2 separate regions of the Mus musculus genome follow, and region 1 is linked to region 2. The links are chromatin contacts, found by Hi-C or POLR2A ChIA-PET in ENCODE. All regions are on one chromosome and are shown on one strand. Each heading gives the region's core, a stretch centred on a gene start or an enhancer-like site at or near the end of the contact. The rest is flanking DNA. Distances are from core to core; before and after follow the strand shown. Region 1 holds the start of Stra8 (stimulated by retinoic acid gene 8). Region 2 holds the start of Cyren (cell cycle regulator of NHEJ).

What was found. Hi-C counts contacts between places; a loop is a spot of excess contacts on that map. ChIA-PET counts read pairs that join two places held with the same protein, here RNA polymerase II (POLR2A).
Region 1: a loop to region 2 is called in a map of heart, with 3 times the contacts of the local background. The contact joins the promoter of Stra8 here to the promoter of Cyren in region 2. A Hi-C loop is called at or near these places in 14 of 37 maps with a recorded cell type or tissue (CH12.LX, Patski, adrenal gland and 4 more). POLR2A ChIA-PET finds 5 or more read pairs at or near these places in 4 of 5 experiments (Patski and embryonic stem cell).

What each region holds. Positions count from the first base shown.
Region 1 is chr6:34,918,075-34,924,108 of GRCm38, forward strand. Stra8 (stimulated by retinoic acid gene 8) reads left to right here and starts at 2,874. Exons shown (of 9, transcript NM_009292.2): 1 at 2,874-2,980.
Region 2 is chr6:34,876,359-34,882,665 of GRCm38, forward strand. Cyren (cell cycle regulator of NHEJ) reads right to left here and starts at 1,707. Exons shown (of 4, transcript NM_001135611.1): 1 at 1,542-1,707; 2 at 181-413. The coding sequence starts at 326. It overlaps Wdr91 (WD repeat domain 91), which reads right to left. Exons shown (of 15, transcript NM_001013366.1): 15 at 4,068-4,610. The coding sequence ends at 4,446.

The DNA of each region.
Region 1 (6,034 bases), core at 1,624-4,123, 43 kb after region 2:
AGTCCTGGGCTCTCGAGCCTTTAGACCCCAGAGCTTACACCAGTGTCTCCCCAAGTTCTTAGACACCACCACCACCACCACTCCCGCCTTGAACTGACATTTACTTCAGTGACTCCTCTGGCTCAGAGGTCTTTAGATCAGAACTGAATCCATGCTATTGACACCCCAGGGTCTTGAACAGGGAAACACCCTTGTCATGGGATTTCTCAGCCTTCATAATCATGTGAGCCACATCTCCTAGTAAGTCATTCACTTGCCCATTTATCTATCTATAAGGTTATTTACCCATCCACTCACGAGCCAGAACTCTAATTTTAGGCCTCCACACTTTAACAGATGAAATGGCTAAAATCCAATCAGAGAAAGATGGCTCAGCTATTAAGAGCACTTGCTGCTCTTGCAGAGGACCTGGGTTCAGTTGCTGGCCCCTTCATGTTGGCTCACAATTGTCCAGGGAATCTGATACCCTCTTCTGGCATCTGCCAGACATAAATTCAGGCAAAATACCCATACACATGAAATTGTGAGAAGAAATGTTAATTTTTCTTACAAACCAGGACCAAAGGACATTGAACCGAAGCAGCCCTCTGAGTTAGTCTAGAACGGGGATCTTGAAAGCCTTCCTGACAGGAAGGTGGTATCTGGATCAAGTAGGAGGGTGGTGAAACCAGGAAAGAAGCACAGGATTTCAGGGCAGCGCTCAGCAATGCAGGGATGCGGTCATAGGCCACAGGGCATACGTGGGAGGGGGTGGGCTTTTAAAGCTTCATGCAGAGGCCAGAGCACTGGATCGCCCCTGGAGTTGGAGTTGCAGGCAGTTGTGAGCTACCTTCGGTTCCCTATCCTTTGGAAGAACAATTTGAGCTCCTAGCCTCTGAGCTGTCTCTCCAGCCCTTGTAGGGTGGGGGTAGGGCAGGAGCTATGTTACATGGAAGCAGAGATGAAGTTCAAAGGATAGTGGTCATATGGATATTGTTAGGACCCCTGGAAGTCCCTACCATTCAGGAGCAGAGCCACTGGCCTTGATGCTGAGGAATTGCCTAAAGATCTCTTTTTCAATAAAGAAACCAGGCTACTGCAAGAGTTACATTTCTTCTGTGGAAGTCAAAGTATGGAAGGAAGCACGCATGTGTGTGTGTGTGTGTGTGTGTGTGTGTGTGTGTGTGTGTGTGTGTGTGTGTGTGTGAAGTAGGCAGGGGAATGGCAACTAAATTAAAGGCTGAGACCTGTCAGAGGTCAAAGTTTGCAAACCTCCACATTCCTCACAGGTCAAGGACAAGGCTCTCCAAGACAAAGGTTCACAGTTTCAGTACCCGTTCTGCACCCAGTAGCCCCAGCAGCAGGTACAGAGGTTTAAGCAGAGCCAGGAGAAGGACCATAGATGCAGGCCCGGGACCACCTGGAAACCCACAACGAAGGCCGCCCGAGAGTCAGAAGGGATAGGTCATGACCCAAGCAGAGCGTGGAAGTAAAAAGATACTTTTAAAACTTGCCTCCAAGGGGGTAAGGTGTAGCTGCTCTTTGGACCTGGTACAAGCCTTTGAGAGAGGCCCTGCTGCCATTCCTGTCCTCAGCACTCTTTTCTGTATCGGTCTGGCAATTCACTACAGTGTCTTACAAAGCTCCAGCTCCTTTAGCCAGCCATATCCCTGATAGTTTAGAGGGGAGCTGGTAACTGGGTCCCCACTGGTCCCCACTCCTGTACCTTAAGCATCAGATCTGTTTTCTGTCAGGAGCAAGAGCCTCATTTCTAAGCTCAGGTTAGCCACCAACTTCATTTTTTTTTTCTTTCTGGGCTACCTGATTGCTGCGACTACAGCTATGATCCACCATTCCCACTGAACAGTTTTCATTTTGTTTAAAATCCACAATCTACCAAAACCATTTGAAAGATGACACCAGGACTCGCTAGAGTCAAATTTAAGGTACCCTGTTGCATACTTTAGAAAGGGGCTCCTTTCTAGCCAGTCACAGTCACCGTGAGGTAGATCCCGGATTGGAATCCAACTTCTGGTGCTACCAAAGTCGTGGCTGCAGCTGCTACCTCAAGTGACCTCCGTTTAACCTCTGTGGAGGGGCGGGGGCGAGGATGGTGAAGCAGCTCACCTCAGGTCAGACTGCAGGAGGCACCCTCCCTCCTATTCACAGGCTGAGCCTCTCCCCTTCCAAGGGGCTTTTGCTTGCTTTCCTTTCTCTACAAGAGTGCGCTCCTAGTGTGCCAGTTTGATATGGTGGCGCTCGTAGTGTGCCAAACTGATGTGGTGGTGTCAGGACCATTGCAGATATCTCAAGATGCGAGGGAAAAAAGTGGTTTAAAGATAATAGCACATCTGATTTGAGGCGGAAAATGAGTTGTAGTCCCTCAACCTGGAGAAAACTTGTTGCTTACTACAAACAACTCAACACATCCTCTCTCTCTCTCTCTTTTCTTCTCTGCATTTTAAGTCCACCTTTAAGGTTCTCTTCTCTGCTTTTTTAGTTGGGAATCCCCTATTCCCCTCTCCTATTTTGTACCTATTCCCTCTCACATCTTCATTTTTCTCTTTCTTTTCCTTGAAACAGGGGACTGCTACTGGGACCTTGAAGATGGCTCCTCTATATCTCAAGAGAAAGTTATAGGTGGCATTGCCCTGGTTGAGGGGTGTAAGAACTGGCGCTAGCCGCCTGGATGGGGTGAAAAGGTCATCTTGCTCCTTCCACACCCTCTTGCAACCTGTGGCAAGTTGTTACAATGTTTTCACCAATGTCCACGCTCCCCATTGGCGCCCCACCATGCATCCCCATTGGTCATGGTGGCAGTGACAGGGCTGTGATTGGTTCGCAGCCTGGGGTACCAGGTCAGTTTTTTACCTGAGGCAAGAGCCTCTCTTCTTATTCTGCGACGGGCAGTCGTGAGTGACTGACTCGTCAGGGCTTCGTGCAGTTTCCTGCGTGTTCCACAAGTGTCGAAGGTGCATGGTTCACCGTGGTGGCCTTAAAGGTAAGTACTCTCCTACCGTTTGTGTTCTGAGAGTAAAAGTGGGTGCTTGTGAATGCATGCCCTGTCAGTGGATATTTAATCTGTTTGCACAAGTTTGTGTGTATGTGTGTGTGTGTGTGTGTGTGTGTGTGTCACCGGCGACTTAAGTGCGTGTGGGTCACCCGTGACTCCTAGAGTGTATGGGGAGGGTCAGCCGCGACTCCTAGAGTGTGTATGTGTATCGCCGTAACTCCCAGAGAGTGTGTGGGTCAGCCGCGACTCCTAGAGCTTCTGTGTGGATCACCTGTGACTCCTTGAACTTGTGTGAGGGTCATCTGCGACTCCTAGAGCGTGCGTGGGGATCACCCGGGACTCCTAGAGCTTGCGTGGGGATCACCCGGGACTCCTAGAGCATGCGTGGAGATCACCCGGGACTCCTAGAGCGTGCGTGGGGATCACCCGGGACTCCTAGAGCGTGCGTGGGGATCACCCGGGACTCCTAGAGCTTGCGTGGGGATCACCCGGGACTCCTAGAGCGTGCGTGGGGATCACCCGGGACTCCTAGAGCGTGCGTGGGGATCACCCGGGACTCCTAGAGCTTGCGTGGGGATCACCCGGGACTCCTAGAGCGTGCGTGGGGATCACCCGGGACTCCTAGAGCGTGCGTGGGGATCACCCGGGACTCCTAGAGCGTGCGTGGGGATCACCCGGGACTCCTAGAGCGTGTGTGTAGGGGTTACCCGGGACTCCTAGAGAGTGTGTAAGTCACCAGTGACTGCTAGATTGTGCTTGTGGATCAACCACGACTCCTAGAGAAGGGGGTGTTACCCGCTACTCCTAGAGGATGTGTGTGGGTCACCTGCGACTCCTAGAGGATCCGTGCATCACCCGCGACTCCTAGAAAACGTGTGGTGGTCAGCTGCGACCCCTACAGCATTTGTGGGTCACTTGAGACTCCTAGAGAACGGGGGGGGGGGGAAGGGAGTGGAGAGCGGAGTCAGGGGGGAAGTCACCTGCGACTCCTAGAGGATCTGTGCTGTGTGTCCTCCTCGACTCCTAGAGCATGCATGTGTGGGTCACTTGCGACTCCTAGAGGATGTGTGGGTCACTTGCGACTCCTAGAGGATGTGTGGTTCACTTGCGACTCCTAGAGGATGTGTGGGTCACTTGCAGCTCCTAGAGGATGGGGCGGGGGTCACCAGCGACTCCTAGAGGATCTGTGCATCACCCGCGACTCCTAGAGGATGTGTGTGTGTGGGGGGGGGGTCACTTGCGACTCCTTCGGGTCACTTGAGACTCCTAGAGAATGGGGGGGGGTCACTTGCGACACCTAGAGGATGCGTGTGGGGGTCACCAGCGACTCCTAGATGATGTGTGGGAGTTGCCTACGGCTCCTAAAGGATCTGTATGTCACCTGCGACTCCTAGAGTATGGGGGGGGTCACCCCGACTCCTCGAGGATGTGTGTGGATCACTTGTGACTCCTAAAGGATGTGTGCTGGTCACCTGCGACTCCTAGAGGATATGTGGGGTGCCTGGGACTCCTAGAGAATGTGTGGGGGTCACCTGCAATCCCTAGAGGATGTGTGTGTTGGGCCACCAGGAACTCTTAGAGGATGTGTGTGTCACCCACGACTCCTAGAACATGCGTGGGTCACTTGTGACTCCTAGAGGATGTGTGGGCCACCCGGAACTTATAGAGCATGTGTGTGTCACCTGCGACTCCTAGAGCGCATGTGTGTGGGTCACCTCTTACTCCTAGAGGATGTGTGTGTGGATCACCCACGACTCCTAGAGCCTGTGTGGGTCACCTGCAACTCCTAGAATGTGGGGGAGAGGGTCAACCATCGACTCCTAGAGGATATGTGTTTTACTCACGACTTCTAGAGAGTGTGTGGGTCACCCATGACTCCGTGTGTGTGTGTGTGTGTGTGTGTGTGTGTGTGTGTGGTGTGTGTGTGTGAGAGAGAGAGAGAGAGAGAGGGAGAGAGAGAGAGAGAGAGAGAGCAGGGATTCCTAGAGCATGTGTATTTATATCACCCACAACTCTTTCATGTTTGATAGTGATATTGGATTTTTACATAATCATAATCATTTTTACACAATCATAAGCATAAGGAATGGAAGAAAGCCCAAGTACAGCATATTGCTCCTTTCTACCTACCACTTGCTAATAAGAAGGCTCACATGCAAGGGGTTTTCAGAGATACTTAAAAATTTTGAAAGTTTTCTGAAACCTAGAAAAAAATAAGATCACTTATTTTTATTTAATCTAGGGAAATAAAAGAAAGTAATTAATTTAGTTCAGTTGGCTTCTCCATTAGTTTTGCTTGTTGGATCGAGACAGGTGTCTTTCACCACATCTAGCTTTGGGGAACTTTACAAAATGTTAGTTCCGAGTTGGTATTAAGTGGAGTTTGTATAGAAAAAATATCTTTGGCTATAAAAATGTGGTCTGGGTTGGGCAGTGACGGACACACTAATAATCCCAGCACTAGGGAGGCAGAGACAGGCAGTTCTCTGTGAGTTTGAGGCCATCCTGGTCTACAGGGTGAGTTCCAGGACAGCCAGAGCTACAGAGTGAAGTCAAGTCTCAAAAAAGGGGCAGGGGACAAGAGAAAAGCCTGTTTTAGACCTTGGCCTAGTGGTATACATTAGTCACTCCAGCACTGAGAAAAGCCTGTTTTAGACCTTGGCCTAGTGGTATACATTAGTCACTCCAGCACTGAGAAAAGCCTGTTTTAGACCTTGGCCTAGTGGTATACATTAGTCACTCCAGCACTGAGAAAAGCCTGTTTTAGACCTTGGCCTAGTGGTATACATTAGTCACTCCAGCACTGAGGAGGCTGAGGCAGAAGGGTTCATGTGTTCAAGGCCAGCCAGGGCTACATAATGAGACTGTAATCAAGCCAAGTGAGAGCATTTAGCTTGCAGTCTACTGAAGGGCTTTTTGCCTCCTCGTTACAGGTAGAAAAATTAAGATCTAGAGAATTCTTGGCCCATTTTGGTCGTATGGCTGGCTAAATGAGCTAGCAATGTGACTCTGGCCTTATACGCACCCAGAAGCTGGCCTGCC
Region 2 (6,307 bases), core at 457-2,956:
GGCATGGTTTGTAGGCAGAGCTCACTGCCTGCATCAACAGCTAGACGGCAGGACAGAGCTCACCAGCACACACTCACGTGGTGGTGCTTCTCTGTGAGGGGCAAGCTGAGAGCGATGGGCTCTGCTGGAAGGACGGATTTCATTGCCCCGCCCACTCTGACAGACAGGCCAGCTAGCTACCTTGTTGCTGCCCCCACTCTCTGGGCCCAGGCGGCTGTCTGCTTCCTTGTGGCTGTCTTCACTGATACAACCTTTCTCTCATCCACAGGGGCTGTCATCCAAGAGGGGAGGACCCTCGTTTTGGTCTTGGATTTTAGGGTTTCCATGGCTTGCTTCTCTAGAACAGGACCAAAACTCACACTCTCTTGTCACACCAGGCTCATCTGACCCCAGTGGGTGCCGATCTTCAATGCCTACAAGGAGGAACCAAGTCAGTAGATTCTAGTAAGTCAACGCTCTTCCAACTTACCAGCAGTAATTACTAGTCAGTGTAGGGCAGACCTGAGGTGACCCAGAGGTGAGCAGAGCCCAGAAGGCCAAGCCATGTACACTGTGTCACATGGAGGACTAGCAGCAGATAGGACATGGGGCCTGCAGACAGATATCTGTAGCCCCTCCCCTGCTCTGTGCCCCACACAGGCAGTTGCAGCAACAAGAAATGCTTTCCTGTCATTTCTACAGCCCAAAGGAAGGAAGAAAGGGGATTCTGGCCCAATCGTCCATCTCCATCTATGTCACAAACTTCTCACCTCTACTGTGATTTGGTTACTGTTAGCATGCTAACGTTCCTTCTAGGCTCCACTCAACTACCTAGCAACAGCCAGGTACAAACCTGGCTTGCTATAAAAGGACTATCTGGCCTCTCTCATGCTCTCTGAACCCCCCTCCCCACTTCTCTCTCCACATGTTCCCTCTTCTTTGTTCCCTTTCTCTCTTTCTGTCCCTCTCTCTCTTTCTGTCCCTCTCTGTCCCCTCTTTCTCTGCCTCTACTCCCTTCTCAACCCCCCTTCTCATGTCCCCAAATAAACTTCTTTTTATACTAGACCCATCATATGGCTGATACCTGGGAGTAGGAGGGGGTTCAGCTTGGGCCCGCTTAAGGCACCCCCTCCCTCCCTCCCATACCACATTTTACAAAACATATCAATTACTAAATCCCCCAGGCTTTCTAATTCACACATTTCAATGGGCAGTGCTCCCCCTGCCCCCAACATACACCAGTAGACAATTTTGGCTCATCCAGAATGACTGTTTATAACTTCATTTAAACCAAACAACTTGTCCAGCCACAGAACAGAAGTCGATTAAGAGGAATACCATCCAGTGAGTGACAGTGTACAGAAATGAGTCAGACCCGGCAGTACATGTGTATCATGTCCATTTTATAGACGAGAAACAGACGTGGTTAAGAATTAGCGTGCACAAAGTCGTAGAAAGCTGGATATCGACCATCGAGCCAGCAGCCAGGTCCTGCCCGCCGCAAGGTTTCTGGAGCTCAGCGCTGATCGGGTCGGGCCCGTTGGGTCCCTGGAAAATCTCACCCAGAAGGCACACGCGGGACGTCGCTGCACTAGCGCGGAGCTGGCCGCGCCACTCCCTCCCTACCGCAGAGGGCGCAGAGCCGGGGGCCTGGGGACAGGATGGAACCGTGGGCAAGAGGGGAGGGCAGCGCTGCGGTCCTTCCCGTGGGTTCCGGGGATTCAGAACTGCGAGACGCGCACGCATCCCACCGCCCGCCCCTTCCGGCTCCTGCGCGCTCCCGGCGTGCGCGCTCCGGACCCGGGCGCTGGCTGGCCGCTAGGGCCCCGGGTGCCCCCTGCAGACCGCGGGTCACATCCGCAGGCTCCTGTTTCTGTCAGCTGTTGTGACGGAGGCGCAGCCGTTGGTTCTTAGCGGCCAGAGTCAGTAACTAGGGGAAGCAAAGAAAGGTTCCCTCTGCAGAAGTGGAGGAGGCGCCAAGCTAGCTCCCAGGTGTCCGGAATCTTTCAGCTAAACGCATGCATGATTTTAAGGCAACCTGGGTGGTTGGGGAAAAAGCCAAGGAAGACGACTGAAAAAAACACAGTAGGAGGCCCTCACAGGGGAGGTTCTTCTCTGGAGCGCTGGAGCAAAGGAAACCTCAGATCTGATTCTGTCTGCCCCCAAACGGAGAAATCAAGAGTGACCAAGTTCGATTTACAACAGCAGGTCAACACCGCACTCTGGACTGGGGCACCCACAGCTCCCCTATTGAGCACGGTTTCTCCATAGCCTTTCCCTAATGCTAATCCTCAATCCTAAACTGATAGCTCGGACCAGGAAATTAAAGGCCCCAACTCTTAATGGGATAAACCAATGGCTTCCAATCCCACAGATGACCCCTAGAGTCATTTTAGCTGCTCTTGAACCAGGCCAGGCTGCCACCTTTCTGGGAGGGCAGCCCCTAGCTGTCAAGAAAGTAGCATTCATTGACTGTAAATAGGGCGGGCCCTCTACCTCATCTGATGTGAGCCAAGCAAGCCTAATGCTGGGTGAGAGGGCATCCTTCCATTCTTGGATTCCTTTGATTCTTAATAACTCTCCCGACCCTGCACATCTCTTAAAACTTCTCCATGGCCACCCAGCAAATAAGGCTAAAGACCTGTGTGGCTGCATACAGAGCCTGTTGTCAGCAAAGACCCCAGCAGCAGGAGGGAAAGACCAAGCTAGGAGACTTGCCTGTGCTGGAGTCCACATGGGTTTTATTATTTTTAAATTGGCAGATAAATTTATTGGCTATAGTAACAAGTGTCCGTCAGCTTCATTTAGTCAGCAGGCACTGTAATCGTGACTGTACTTCCAGACCCCACACCGAGCTCCTGGGCATGGGTTTGGGGCTCAGCAGAGACAGGGCCCCAGGGCACAGGGAGGGAAATGCAGACTTGCACCTGCCAGGCGAGGTTCTCAGCCCCCAGAAGAGTGACTCAAGGTTTGCAGTGTGACCTGCCTTCTTGGTTGTGCCCCACAACACCTTCACTCAAGGACAGCAAAGGACAGAGCCCTACTAAGGCCCTCAGGGGTTCCAAAGAGGCGCTTTGAAGGATGCATTCTTCCTGGGAGGGGTTGGGGAGGAACAAGCTCTGGAATGTTCTTTCTGTCTCTGAGCCTTAAAACCACTGGTTCAGCAAGTTGTGGGGAACATGCTGGAAGAAAGAGCACGCCATAAGACAGGAAAACCAGAGGAAATTAAATCACGGGCTCCTGACTCAGGCGGAACCCAGGCCCACAAAGCTGGGTGAGGCAGACGATGAGGCTGTGTGTCAGTCGGAGTGGAGACACGGCAGAGAACGGACTGACCCCTTCATGTCAGTGTGGACGTGGGTAAACACGTGAGCAGGAGATGGCGCAGCGGGGAAAGCCACTTGCCATGCAGCCTGCCCACCTGAGTTTGATCCCCCAAATACACATAAAGATGAACAGAAAGAACTTAAGTCTACACCAAGTTGTCTTGTGATCTTTGTTGTGGCATATCCCACCCCACCCCCCACCCACCCACCCAACACACACAGGCACACCAATAATAAATAGTAACTATGATATATAGGGTTTTCCTATATATCGCTTTCCACTTTTCCTTCCATCCCAGAAGGGAGCCCAGGCCTCAACACTCCTGCTTTTCTCTCCTTCCAAGTGAGAGACCAGAGCACAGGCACAGCCGATGCAGCTGAGCCAGGCAGAGGTGCAGGCAGCTGGTACTATTCAAGCTAAGAGACTTCACGATGGAAGGAGGAGGAAGCCACCAAATGAGAGTTCTGGGACCACAAGACCCCAAGGTGCAGGAGCTGGAGGTGGGCCCAGATCTCAGGCCTGCTGTCCTGAGAAGCCTCTTAGCCAGCACCTTACCCAGCTTTCAGGTTCTGCAGAAGACACTCAGATCTCGGCTTGAGACCAGAAGAGGGCACTGTGGTGTACATCTCAACTATAACCGGATTCTGCCAGAAAGGCATGGCAGCTGAGGCTAGTGAGAGCTGACATCCAATAACCAAGGCAGGGAGCTGTGGCTATCACCAGGGCCAGGCGACTCACATAGTCCAGAAAGAGACACCAAGTGACTGTAAGAGCATTACCTTGCTCTGATTTTTTTTTCCCCTTAAATAAGAAAAATAAGCAATTATGTACAAAATACAGTCAATGCCTCTTGGACCGAACAGGGTGCGCCGGCCACTGTGGCTCCTTCCTTAGCATCAGTCCTGTGCTCTGGAGCATGCTCCGCTATAGCCACGGTTCTAGTCTCCAGGGAGTACACGCAGCCTGCTCCACATCTCCTGCTCCAGGGGCTTCGTCAGGACGACTGAGCCCCCTTGGGGGCTTTCCTGAAGATCCACCACCCTGGCAGTGCAGAACCAGAGCCCTGTCCTGTCCCCCGTCTCATCTCTCTTCTGCCAGAGACGGTTCTGCTTCCCGTGCCGTGTCAGCCGGGCCCGACATCAGAGCTTATGGGCTAGGAGGGTAGTCAGCTTGATCTTGCCATCCATGGAGGCTGTGAGGCACGTCCCACAGTCCATGGCGGTGCTCCAGTCCACGGTGACCACAGGGGCACGGTGGCCACCCAGGCTCAGACAATTTTCTAGAACTTTCTCTTCACTGCCCAGCTGCAGGAGGACAGGAGTGAAGAAGCAGCATTAGCAGACGCCACTCACAAACATACACACTCTAACCAAAAACTTTCAGTGTCCAAAAACTACCTTGAGCCTGGGAGCGGCCACCCCAATCTGAGAATGTAGCCTGGCCCACGCCCCACTTTTCTGGAAAGCCTGTTTATACCTTCGCTTTCCTGACAGTAGTCAGCCCGCCTCTTGTGGAAATCCAGTCCCTGAGATGCTCTTCAAAAGATGGCAGGCGTTTTCTCTGCAGCCTGACCTATCTGTGGGGGAGTGCTCCTGCACCTCCCCGTGTGTTCCCACAGCATCCACCTGTTACAGCATCACCTGCCAGCCACTGCCTGACTCTAGATCGTGGTCTTACACATACAGTTCTCACCGTGGGCACATAAACCTTGGAGGGCAGGACCTCTAAGACCAGCTGCATCACTCCAAATGGGGCCAGGCATAGGAAGGCCTTGATGAATGTGTGAACAAGCCTGCCATCCAGCAACACACACACACACACGCACGCACGCACGCACACACGCACACGCGTCTAAAACTGTGCACACGTGTGAATGACCAGACGCTAACAGGCACTGCACAGGGAATCAGAAACAATATGACTCCTAGCAACACTATGACACCTGAGAGCAAGCGGCAGAAAGCATTCACATTCATGAAGAGATAACTAAAAAAGCTATCGGTTAAATTATTTATGGATTGTAAAAATACAACCTGAAGTTTAGCAGGCACCCTGAGTAACTGGAACCATCCATGACACTTTAAAAAACTACACAGGAAAACCCGTCAATCCATTGTCTGATTATAGAGCAAGTCTGACTATGCTCCATATTTGGGTGGAGAAAAGGCTGCATGCCTTAAAATAAAATGCATATCCAGCTATTCCTCCATATAGACAACAAAGAACAGCTCTCCCGGATGTCAAGTACCGCAAGCCTTAAAGGGGAAAACTAGCCTTGTAACTAGTGTTTTAGGGTGTCCTGAAGGAGAGACAGATCCACCCGAGAGCTCATGCAGCTACCAGCAGCAGGGGGATGAGAACAGTACTGCCGCCCTCTGCAGAAAGAGGAGCCTTACTGACCGCAAGCCCAGGTCTCACTGAGCAGCCTCTGGGTCTGTGTGAAGCTTCTCATTTCCCATCTCAGCCCACACAGAGTCCCCTACTGGCAGGCCTCTGCCCAGCCTGGGGCCCTAGGAGTGTCCTCTCCCCTGTTCCCAGCCCCTTCTCTTTCCAGTCCACAGACTGCAGCCTCCCTCTAGGTTTTCCTGAGAACTTGGACCCCACCCAGGTTCTCTGGGAACTGCTCAGGGCTTAGCTGTCTATCACTTACTTCCAGTGCTAACTTGCATCTGAACTCCAGGCCAGCACAGGCATTATTTAACCCCTTGGTCTATTCCGCAGTAGAGTGGTGCCAGGCCTAGCACACAACTGCTGTTCAAACCCAAGCTGTTTGTTGACTGACAAGCAGAGGCATCAGACACTGAGAGGACCCCTCCGTCTCACAGACTAACCACCATTGTCAGGGAAACACTCTCAAATGAGCACTGAAGGAGGGAGAGGAACTCACAGCACCAGACACGTGGTCTTGGGCTCAGGGCTCAGCACTCATCTTTGGAAGATCCAAGTGTGAAGGCCACCCACCACTCAGTCTCTCAGTGGTACAGAACCTGAATCAAACTGA